Linked DNA regions of Homo sapiens: regions 1 and 3 are each linked to region 2. A link is a contact called in ENCODE Hi-C or POLR2A ChIA-PET data. All regions are on one chromosome and are shown on one strand. The core of a region is the stretch at or near the end of the contact, and the rest is flanking DNA. Distances in the headings are between cores, read along the strand shown.

Region 1 (3,703 bases), core at 994-3,493, 37 kb after region 2:
TGATAATACAGAAAAAAAGACAAGGGCACTATTCCTTAGTAGAATTAATTCTTTCTCTTAGATAGCAAAAACAATCAAGAATTCCTTTATTCGTCTGCAGTTGAGCCTCAGATGAGACTGCAGCCCTGGCCAACCCAACCTTGACTGCAGCCTTCTGAGACCCTAAGCAGATCGAGCTAAGCTGTGCTTAGACTGCTGATCCATAGAAATTGAGATAATAAATGTGTGTTGTTTTATGCCACTAACTTTGTGGTAATTTGTTATGCAGAGATAAATAATATAGTATTATAAGCTAGTACATGATTATTTATTCATTTATTTATTTTTTGGAGACAGGGTCCCACTCTATTGCCCAGGCTGAAGTGCAGTGGAGCGTTCATAGGTCACTGCAACCTCAAATATTCTAGAGTCAAGCAATCCCCCCACCTCAGCCTCCGAAGCAGTTGGGACTACAGGCACGTGCCACCACGCCTAACTAAGTTTTTTATTTTTATCTTTTGTAGAGACAAGGTCTTACTATGTTGCCCAGACTGGTCTTGAACTCCTAGCTTAAGCGATCCTCCTACCTCGGCCTCCCAAAGTGCTGGGATTATAGGTGTGAGCCACCATGATCTGTCACTAGTACATGATTTTACTTTCTTCAATCATATAAAATATTTGAAACAGACTTTTTTTTTAAAGATTAAGTATTTATGTTAACGACTTGGAAAAAACACTACTGAGAATCAGAAGACCTAGCATTGTCTCGATTCTACCTTACTAAGTCACGTTGTGTAAGATTCATAATCTCTCAGAGCCTCGAGAATTCTTATTTATAACCAGGGATAAAACCTGCCCTGTTGGTAAAAGAAAGTGAGTGAGACACTGTGAAAATTATAAAGCACTAAATAAACTAAAATCCAACTGCTTCTCACCAACAGTTCTGCTAACACTCTAGTGCAAGCCATCATCATTTCTTGCTGGGGTTATTTTGGCAGATTCCTAACTCGTCTCAGTTTTTGTTGTCGGCGCCTCGTTTAAGTTTTCATCACTGGCCCCTCTTTACAGTTATCTGAGTCATTCTTTTAAACCTAAATGAGATCATAGGACTCGTCTGCTCAAAATCCACCAGTGACTTCCCCTCACATCCAGAATGGAATCCACAGTGACCAAGGTCACACAAAATTAAGTCTTTACTGTTAACAAGTATAACATATTGCACCTTAACAAGATTTTCAATTGCAGGATCTTTAGTTTCGCTTTAAAACTGAGATGAGTGTTGGAAGTCAGGAAAACAAAGGCAAGGCTAATGGCAGAGGAACAATGAGCCAGTCTTCATGGAGTGTGGACTCTAAGAGGATAGAAATAAACTGGGAAGGCAGAAAAATGAGATGAGGAAGAAGGTAAATTTATTGAGTACATACTTTTGGTCTGAGAACTTTTCTATATGTAACAACTTTTACATTTTAAAAAATGAATGAACGGGATTAGAATCTTTGGTCTCTGATGCTAGGACTGGGCATCTATCTGCCTTATTCAGATATTCAAAAGGAGAGGAATAGATCTTTCTAAAAACTATTTTCAAAGATTAGTAATGTTCTGACCACTTCAGTTAAGAATTTTTGATGTTTAGTATTCTTTCTTTCACACTTTTGGATGGCATTTATGGGATGGGAAATCTTACTGGTCCTCAAGTCCGTGGGATTTGACAACTTCAGTTTATATTAAATCCACTTTGTTCTGCACTGTAGCCAGTGCTGCCTTAAGCATGATGTGGACCCTGCACCCTGTATCGTTCTCCCTACCCAACCCACAGTGTCCCAAGTATTAGAATTCTTCATTTCTATCTGCCAAAAGTCTAGTAAAAGATGAGATAAACTCTCTCTCTCAATGAAAACATGCTTCAGAATTACCTGCCCCCAGTGTTTACATACAGTCTAATGGCAATTAAACAAAGATCACCAGAGTGAACAGCTGGCCCCATTCTGACAATGAATGGCAGACGCTGAAGAAACACGTAATGGCTTGAAGGAGAAAAGCAGCAGGCTAATCCTCAGGGCTGAAGGCTCTTCTCCAAACTCAGAGGCAATGGACCCGAAAAGGACCAAAGATGTGCCAGACAAGACGCACCAGCAAGAAGGAAACATGTCAGTGGATAGGAAAGCAGCCCGTGCTCAAACACTCAGCAAAGAAACTGCTGCAGACCAACCTGAAGTGTTAGCGTGACACAGAACACTCATGACACTCACAGTGCAGGACAGACAATAGGCACCAAGGTCACTCAGCCAAGCTGGTGCCAGAGCCAAGGTATAAAACTAGGCTTCTTTTAAAACCTGCCAGAACTTTCTTTCATTTCCTCACACAGAAGCACAATGCATATGTACATTATCAACTCCTTTTATTATGCTATATGGAAGGGTATTACAAATACATAAAAGAATTTAACAAAATTAACAATAATTTTCATACATTACTTAACCAAGAGAGAGCTTTTAAACGTTGACAAAAAATGTGAAATTAAAAACACAAATATGAAGGGTAATTTTTAATTTTGGAAAAGGAAACAATATATCATTTTGTGTGTATGTATGTTTAAACAAAACTGACTTTATTTAGGTATCAGCGGGTTAGCCGAGTTCCTTTAAATAGTTAGGGATTTGCAAAGTGCAAAGCTCATGTAACATAATCTGTGTTTTCCTCAAATCCCCATCGGTCCATTTGCTTAAGAAACCCATGCTTCCTGGCAGGGTGCCGGCATACCAAACCTGCCCAGTCGTGCACAGTTTTATTTCTGTTACTAAATTAGGAAACCGAGTGGGCAATGTCTGGGACAACAGCAAAGAGAAATGCCTCGGCATCATTAGCCTGCAAGTCTCCCTAAAAGCTATATCATTATAAGATATTTAATTTTTAATTAGAGATACCAAGGCAATGTAGCCTAATATTGTGCAATACTAAGAAATAATTAAATGAAGACAAAAGGGAAAAATCCAAATGTTTAACAAAAGTATTCTTCTGAATAGCCTTAATCATGTTGTTAAAAATAAATGAACTACTACCACTCAAGGCTTAATTTCTCAATGACTGGTACTAAAATACTGCCCTCTTTTTCTAAGTGATGAAGGAGAAATGCGAAGTTATGCATCACAATTCTTACAAATATATACTAACATACTTTATGTAGAGCTCAGTTTGAACATTCAAGGAGATTTGAGTGGAGAAACACAAAGAAGGATTTCAAGAAAACAAAGCCACTGTTTTTATTTTCAAATTAATTTATAAATGATAGAAAAATATAGAAGGAAAAATACATAATATTCCTCTTTCCAAATTTTACTGACCCCAAATTTGCACATCATAGAGCTTTTAAAAAAAGATAGTAGCTATTAATTAACATTCTTTAAATAAACAAGCCCTGATATTTTATGGAAAGCTAAAGCTTGAATCCTGAAAGTGTTAGAATTTTAGTTTTAGCGATATCAGAAATACTTTTTTCTTATAAACATTTTGTTAAATTCAAACATCATAAACATTTTCTTAATTAATTTCAAAGTAGCATTCATTTTACTTTAGTTCTGTAAAATAAAAAATTAAATGAATATGTGCTAGAAAATCTACATCTTTACACAGATAATTTATGTATTTAAATATCAGAGTTTAGAAATTACAGAAAAATTAAACCAAGTTTCAGCGCTGTAAAAGCCCTGAAAGACTTGTCAACCAT
Region 2 (3,887 bases), core at 79-2,578:
TTGTCTTTCAGAGCCCCTAGGGGGCTCACAGAAAGCAGAAAATACTCTTTACCTGGGTATATGCAATGGTAAGGGGTGTGGCATACTAGTTAAGAGAGCAGGAGCACAGTCTTGGAGTCCGACAACTGGGGTTTGAATCCTTGTTCTATTTACTAAATGTGCGGCTTAGTTTCCTCATCTGTATAATGGGGAAAATAAAGCTGTCCTCAGGTTTAGTGAGAATTGCTAACAAGGTTTACAAATTATCAAATAGCATTCTTGGCACATAACCTTCTCCAATATATGGCAGTTACTGTTCTCATTATTAGTAAGTGACATATTTGGAAGTACGGCCTACAGTAGAAGAAGGCCAGTTAAGAGAGAATTCTCTTTGGCATGCAGCAAATGGTAGTAACACTTTTCTATACTTTAATTGCACAGAGAAGAGTTGGAGGCAGCGGCCTCTAGAGACAATGATTCATCCCCTCAAACCAAGGGCACAAAATGGGACATGACAGAGGAAGCACCTCTTTTCTCTATACTGCAAAAAGAGCTTATGCAAATTAAATGAGGTGACATGCAAAGATCATACAATACAGTTAAATAAGAGCTGACACTTGCTACTTCTTACATAGTTTAGTCTTCTTTCCCTATGTTAATTTTATAGGAAAAAATGAGTTGATAATTTAAAAATGCTATTAGGTTCAGATCTTGTCTTAGCTTTTCAATATTCCACATAATTCAGTTTGCACCTCCTGGCTATTCTGAGGAAGGTAGTTTTTTATATATGCCCACCATGAAATAGACTATTTTATGTTAAAGCTGAAAGAAAATCAGTATCTGCTCTGTTCAGATGTATTATACATTAGCCAGCATAATGCCTCATGGACATGAGTATGTAATACAGACACTTAAACTTTCCAAATACACAATCTGATATAGAGTGGGGAGTGGCAGTACTGAAATTAGACAATGCAGTGGGTGATGGAGTCAGAACTGAGTCTGAATCCTGCTTCCTCACTTACTAACTGCTTCCTGACATGAAGGGAAATGAAATGTTCTGAGCCTGCTTCCTCCAGTGCAACAAGGGGATAAGAGTACCTTTCTCACAGACCTGTTATGAAGATTAAACAACGTATATAGTGCCCAGCTTTATTCCTGGCAAAATAATTGGTACTCGATACATCTTAGTCTTTTACCTCTTGCTTCTGAATACAAAGAGGAGATCACAAAACAGTGTGGGATGATGAAGAGAACCAGCAGGATGATGAAGAGAACCAGGCAGCTCTGCTGTTTTAGTTGGCACAGCACAGCCTGGTGGGGAGGCCAGGACACCGCAGCGCCGGGCAAGGTCACAGGCTGTAAAGGCGATGCTGTGATGGCCTCTTGAGAGCGTGAACCTGGCCAGAAGGCAGTCGGCTGGCAAAAACCCCCAAGCACAATGGAATGGCATTCGTAATCATTATGAGGCTGAAATACGAACGTGTACTTCATGAAAAGGCTTTGAGATGTTTCTTATATTCTTAAGATAAAAAACCCTTCACTCAATAATTAACTTTGGAAGAGATCACTCGTGTACTAACCACTGGGGCGGTTTGTTTTCTTCCTTTAATTACTATTAATGCACCGATACCTTACAATAGATACATCACGCAATAATATTTTTAAAGTTCCTGTGCAAAATTGCTCAGTATGTAAAATCTATAACGCAAGGAAGCTGTCCGTCGTACAGATGCTACAGCCACAAAGAACTTTTTCATGTGGCTTTTTAAAGTACTGTATTGTGTCCAAAATATTTCCTTTTTTTCTTCCAAACTCACAGATCAAAGTTTCTGACTTAGAAATTAGCAAAATCTAGGAGTCCTGCACAAGCTCCAATTCTGTTTGTTTGTTTGCTTATAACCTCAAGGCTCTGGCATACACAGTCCACATGGCTGAAAATGGAACAAAAAGCTCCTGTGTATTCAGGCTACTGCCCTTTTAACCATACTGTAAAAGCAAGCATGGAATGACAGCACAGGAGAGGACAGAACAGGATCTGTGTTTACTTCATGCTGACCAGTATGAAATTCATTTATTTTATCAAAAGGTGAATGGTATATTCTCATCAACAAAATGATGGGGCAAAAGAAACAACAACATCAAAGCAATCAATCAAAATAAATTATTTGGAATGCTCTATCAATGTTAAACCAATTATCATAGTTCAATAAATCAGAGATATTATTAGTCATAATTACAATGCTTTAAATACTATAAAATGTGGGCTTCTTAGTAATAAATTCAGAATAATTTACAGTGTATTCCAAAATAATTCTTAAAATGAATTTAAATTACCTACATGATGCTTTTTACAAAGAGAACCCTTCAACCACTTTCTCAGAGTAATAAATTTTTAAGTGCTAGCTTCTTTAAATACACACAAACACACAGACTCCATTAACTCTCTTACAAAGTCACTGTCTTTCTATTCACCTTTTACAAAATAAGACTTCACAGTGAATTATAATTTAATAAGATAACTTTACACATGGTAGATCATCAACTGTTAAATTAAAATAAATAGATTTTAATGAATTTGAATGACTGCAGGCTTCCTTTGCTGTGGGTTTAAATATTCATGCTGCAGAATCTCTATTTCTCTTGCACAGTTCAGGTAACAAAAAGATCACAAGGAATGGGCTGGGCACTGTGCTCAATGCTTGGGGTCCAAACATGAAGACACACAGTTCCTACACTTCCTTACAGTCTAGTTACAGAGTAAAACAGTTCATATTGACTGTATACTTATGTGGTATTTGTAAGTGATATGTGTTTTATGGATCTTATTCTCACAATCGTGCTATGAAGTAGGTGCTAATATTACCCTTTTACTGAGACTTCAATAACCTTCCGAAGTCCAAGATTCCACAGCTATCAAGTGGTAGAGCTGGGATTGAAAGGCGCATCTGCCTGTTTCACCATGACGGAAGTTAGACAGCCTCCCCCAACACATCATTCTGATACAAGCAGGGCACTCCCATGCAGGCCAGGGAGTGGTACTACCTAGCAGGATTCCCCGGGGGCTAAGGGTGAGAGAGCTGGTTCTTGCCCAAGGCATCCAGGTGTAGTATCAGAGTGGGGTCTTGAAGCAGACATTGCCAAAGAGATAAGTGAGGAAAAAAGTTTCTCTTTGCTTGCTTTAAAGGTCTAGAAAACTGGTAGGCTAGTTCTAATTTACAGATTTATGGCAGAAATACCAAGAATTCCTTCAGAGAAGATCCTAGAGAAGGAAACAGGCTGACTGTCCAGTATGGACTTGGAAAATACAACACTGCCATGGCTGCTTGTATGAAGAGCAAAATGTCTTCACTGCATTGTGCCTTGAACTGCTTGCTCAGCTGCACTATGTTCCTGTTTTTCTGGTTTGTTTGGAACTTAAGAACTTTACTGAAAGCTATGACTGATGGAGACTCCAGATTCTTGCTTTTAAGTCAATTCATAACATCTTCCAGACTTCACTAGTACTGCACATTTTTGTCACTATTTAAAAAGCTGTGAGTTCTAGAACGAGAACAACAAAAAACTCTCCTGGTAAACATTCTGCTCATGGTGCTAGCCCTCATACTGCTATTTTTCTAAACTTCACATTGTGCCCTAAGAATGAACATTTCTTTTTCTCTTAATTGATATTTGGGAGAACAGGGCTCACTTTCTTCACATTAATCATGTCCCACCCCCTAAATCCTACTCCAAAACTTAGAGAAAAATACAAATTTGTTCATTTAAAGCTCACCTAATCTAGGTGCACTTTTCTCTTCATACATTAGCATAGTAAGTCAACATCTGGCAGGTGCTGCAGAAGCCACATGAAATAATCCTGTTAGCTTCCTAGGAAAACCTAACACAAGAGCAAAACCCTTATGCAA
Region 3 (3,943 bases), core at 1,444-3,943, 42 kb before region 2:
GATACTTTCCAAGTAGCTCACTTTTTTTGCATTACTATTATTGTGTGAATACTTTTCTACCTAGTGTAACTGTTGCTCAAGAAAACAACATATATAATAACTTCAGATTTGCTTTTCTGCAAAGCTTTGGACACAATTCAAATATATAGCATGTAGGCAAATTTTCTCCAGTTGGTAAGACTCCTTTATAGTATCAAAAGATTAAGAATGACATCGATAAATCCAGCATAAAATTTCCATAATGAACAGCACCAGGGAAACCACTTAAGTTCCACTTCTCATCAATTAAGTTCAGGTGCTGTACCCAAGGATTAAGGTTGAGACTGCCCAAAGGTTGTCTGCCCAGCCCACTGCTGTTGTTTAACACACCGTAGTTCATAATAGGTAGAGAAAGAATGCCTGGATTGTAAGCATTTTTGTAAAATTTCAAACAAGGTAAAACTAATGTATCACCTTATCACAATGAGAATCCTGAATACCAAGTTAGCACATTTCATAGCTCCATTCCATGACATATGATTGTAGAGGATGAAATAGAAAAATGTAGCAAGACATTTACTGTCACTTAAATCATAGGTAGCAGTCACTTAGGCCTGAAGCACAATTGTGAAGTTTCATGCCACATTTTCACCAGCTAACTTATATACATGTAGAGGTTATGTTAAACTTCAATTATTCCAAAGGATGAAAGTGTTACATTTTGATACAGATCTTCAGTTCCTATTTTACTATAAGCCTTTGAAATGTTAAGGCTGAATAGACCAAGATATGAAAAGGGACAAGAGGAAGTAAGAACAGTGCAGATACAGTGGGAACACACGGTAACTTTCTGCCTTCTCCATTCTACGTGGACGGTGTGCTTTCCGGGCAGCAGGTGTTGTGACTGTAAAAAGATCACACATTTGTCAGTAACTATGTAGGATTTTTGGCACTGTTAAGAGCGTAGCATTATAAAGTCAGGGCAGCTAATAAAAATTCCCTCAACCAAATTTTTGATAAGTCTGAAATTAAAAAAAAATAATTTTTCTACCAAGCAAATTCTTGGTTCTCCATTCAGCCCTGCCTTTTAGAAAACTTACATCATTAAAAAACATTTTAAAAAAAGAATCACTTCACAGCAAGCAGATGAACATCTGGCAGCAAAGCAACATTAAAATGCCATCCTTTGAAAGGAAGAGCAAATACGTGACTTCTTCATGAAGAGTTCTTTCTGGCAGGGTGGAGGCTCACAGACTTTCTGTTTATGGACTTTTGCAGAAGTCGAAGGCTGAATTTGGACCTGCTTTTCCTGTATTTTCTCAGTTGCATCTGGGCAGTAAGCTAAGTATACAAGAAACGAGGGCCAACATGAAGACAGTGTGGTGCACCAGGTGACGAAGTAAATGTGCACGGGCTGTACTTTGAATCATCCTGTTAAAAACCAGTAGTGGGCCGGGCGCGGTGGCTCACGCCTGTAATCCCAGCACTTTGGGAGGCCGAGGCGTGCGGATCACGAGGTCAGGAGATCGAGACCATCCCGGCTAACACGGTGAAACCCCGTCTCTACTAAAAATACAAAAAATTAGCCGGGCGTGGTGGCGGGCGCCTGTGGTCCCAGCTACTTGGGAGGCTGAGGCAGGAGAATGGCGTGAACCCGGGAGGCGGAGCTTGCAGTGAGCCGAGATCCCGCCACTGCACTCCAGCCTGGGCGACAGAGCGAGACTCCGTCTCAACAACAACAAAAAAAAACCAGTAGTGGAAGTAGCTGAAGCCTTTCACATGTGACAAAAATATTTCAAAGTCAGTATAAACTGAATCATAAACCCATCAAAAAAGAACACGGAGGTCTTATTTCAATGTGTGTTTTCTCCCCCTTTCTCATTGTATGGAAACTTTATATTGAGAAAGAAAAAAATCAGATCTTGTAAAGCTTCAAATATTCCTCAAATTCTTCTCATATAAAAAAAATCTTATCAGGAAATTTAAAAACTTCAAAAATCATTTTTCTGCAAACACTTTTAAAAAACAGGAAGTGTATTTCATTACAATCTACATTTTTGTTTTTAAAATCCCTCACAAAAGTCTGTTGCTACACTGTAGAACGTATAAACAAGGCTGGAACTTTCCAGAGGGTGTGTGCTCTGGGACCCTCACTGAGCCTCCATGGGAGCCTCACTTTGCTGCCAACTCAGGCGCCCCACCCTGCTACTCAAGACCATTGAGGCCACGGGGTTTGCTGAAACTCCTCAAAAACTGACAAGTTTCCACTGGAGACACTGTGGAGAACATGGTCTCAGGGAAATAACTCTCTGGGGAAAGCAAGGGAGGGGAGAGGAGAGGAAGCATCACTGAAGGTATGTGTGTTCAAAAGGGAATCTGGCTAGATGATCAAGTCACTGTTCTCCAAGGACCGGAAACTTGCTTTAAATTAGATTTGGGGAGGCCCATCAATCTAAATGGTTTCTGTAAAAGACACACTCACATAAAAAGGAAAAACACAGAAGACAAATGGGTCCTTAATTTGGGGGAGGATATATTCCAACTTGGGGGAAGGGTGAAGGCATTTTAGCTCTGAAGCTCAATCATGACATTTCTAGAGAGTTCTGCAGTGCCCCCGCATTGGACAGGACAGGATGGAAGAGTGTGCTGGACTGGCTGGATTCCCCAGTGTCAAGCTGGCAGCGCTCCTGAGGTTCTTGAGTGTTTATCAACTCAGCAGGTCAAAAGTCTGCAGACACTGGGTGGAGCAGCAGTAAGCCACAAAACTAACAGTTGTCTTCCTGGAAGGGGAAAAAGGGAGAGAAGAACGCTGTGAGTTCAAGATTAAAGTCTCTGATTCTTTCTGCTGGAAACTTTTTTCTTTGTTAAAATGGAGGATTAGCCATGGTCAACAAACTGCATAATAGAAATTTAAATTTCCTTTTCAAACTGAGCACTGGAATCAGGTGAAGTATGTACATGTGAATGTTCATTTTATTTATTTATTTTTTGAATGTTCATTTTAATAGCAGCGTTCAGAAGATATATTATCCCTAAAGTAGAAACTAAGAAAAAAAAAAAAAACAAATGCCTTTTCCACATTACGTTTCGAACTCTGCTTTCTAGAACCAACAACGCAATCACAGAATTGAAGTCCATTATAAAAATCATGTAACAGAAAATGTCTCCAATTTAGCCAGAACACATATATACCACAGAGCTTAAACAACATAATTTTAAGGAATTTATCCTACAAATGTACGCATACACATAGGTTGCTCGTAGAGGTCATTTCAGAATCTGAATAATACAGTTCAAAGGTCTTCCCACATATCAGAGGTTTGGGCACCTTTGTGCGTGAGTCATGAGCCCCAGGGGGCCTCTGACCCACTCTGGACAGCTCCAGCTATTAGATGCCTTGTTTTCCTGCCAGAAGTGCTATCCTCTGGTAGAGGGAGAAGACTCTCTTGTTGTTTCCACAAGACCCCCTGTGCTGATTGTTTTCTATTTCCTCACCCCCAACACAGTCCGCCTTTCCCTGTGGCCCAGGAAGGGGACCTCTGTAGACTTTACCAGCAAAGTTGCCTCAACTCTAGCTTCTGGTTAGGCCAGCGAGAGGCACCAGCAGGAGGCACCAGCAGGGGGCTGAAGGGCAGGAAGAAGGAAGGTTGAGTATTTCCACCCCACTCCCTCTCTACCTCTGGGACTGGAGCTCCTATCAGGCAGGCCCCCTTTGCTACCTCTGGTTCTCGCCAGGCTCCAGAGAGAGCTCCCTTTGCCCTTCAGGCCCAAGGATTAAGCATGGTAAGGGCTTCCTACTGCTGTGAGTCCCTGCGTGCCTCAGTATCCTTCTGGGTGCTCTCCACCCTGCCCAAACTTCAGCCAATTGTCCTTCTTCATTAATTTCTCTTCAAAGTCTCAGCCAAATGTGCATTTTGTTTTCCAGCCCTGATGAATACAGTATGTGTTATGAGAAGTGGCCCAA

The links. A loop is a pair of places that touch in the nucleus more often than their neighbours do. ChIA-PET counts read pairs that join two places held with the same protein, here RNA polymerase II (POLR2A). Pooled maps may share reads with other maps.
Region 1: a map of heart left ventricle shows a loop between it and region 2 (2.3-fold over the local background). The contact joins two enhancer-like sites. A Hi-C loop is called at or near these places in 7 of 168 maps with a recorded cell type or tissue (Right ventricle myocardium inferior, ascending aorta, gastrocnemius medialis and 2 more) and 6 of 50 pooled maps. POLR2A ChIA-PET finds 5 or more read pairs at or near these places in 6 of 52 experiments (AG04450, BJ, CD4-positive, alpha-beta T cell and 3 more).
Region 3: a map of heart left ventricle shows a loop between it and region 2 (2.0-fold over the local background). The contact joins two enhancer-like sites. A Hi-C loop is called at or near these places in 2 of 168 maps with a recorded cell type or tissue (heart left ventricle and transverse colon), 2 of 37 single-sample maps with no recorded cell type and 8 of 50 pooled maps. POLR2A ChIA-PET finds 5 or more read pairs at or near these places in 3 of 52 experiments (BJ, OCI-LY7 and T-cell).

What each region holds. Positions count from the first base shown.
Region 1 is chr15:99,305,299-99,309,001 of GRCh38, reverse strand. All of the region lies in intron 5 of LRRC28 (leucine rich repeat containing 28), which reads right to left. Among named protein-coding and RNA genes, the nearest start is that of LRRC28, 56 kb to the right of the region's middle. Within about 2 kb of position 2,243, at least 10 of the 41 ENCODE cell types and tissues checked have a DNase peak (open chromatin) inside an H3K27ac peak, as active enhancers do; they include heart left ventricle, where a contact is called at or near this core.
Region 2 is chr15:99,341,431-99,345,317 of GRCh38, reverse strand. The region is part of intron 6 of LRRC28 (leucine rich repeat containing 28); the gene reads right to left. Among named protein-coding and RNA genes, the nearest start is that of LINC02244, 59 kb to the left of the region's middle. Within about 2 kb of position 1,328, at least 4 of the 41 ENCODE cell types and tissues checked have a DNase peak (open chromatin) inside an H3K27ac peak, as active enhancers do; they include heart left ventricle, where a contact is called at or near this core.
Region 3 is chr15:99,384,846-99,388,788 of GRCh38, reverse strand. LRRC28 (leucine rich repeat containing 28) reads right to left here. Exons shown (of 10, transcript NM_144598.5): 10 at 1-2,759. The coding sequence ends at 2,687. Among named protein-coding and RNA genes, the nearest start is that of LINC02244, 16 kb to the left of the region's middle. Within about 2 kb of position 2,693, at least 10 of the 41 ENCODE cell types and tissues checked have a DNase peak (open chromatin) inside an H3K27ac peak, as active enhancers do; they include heart left ventricle, where a contact is called at or near this core.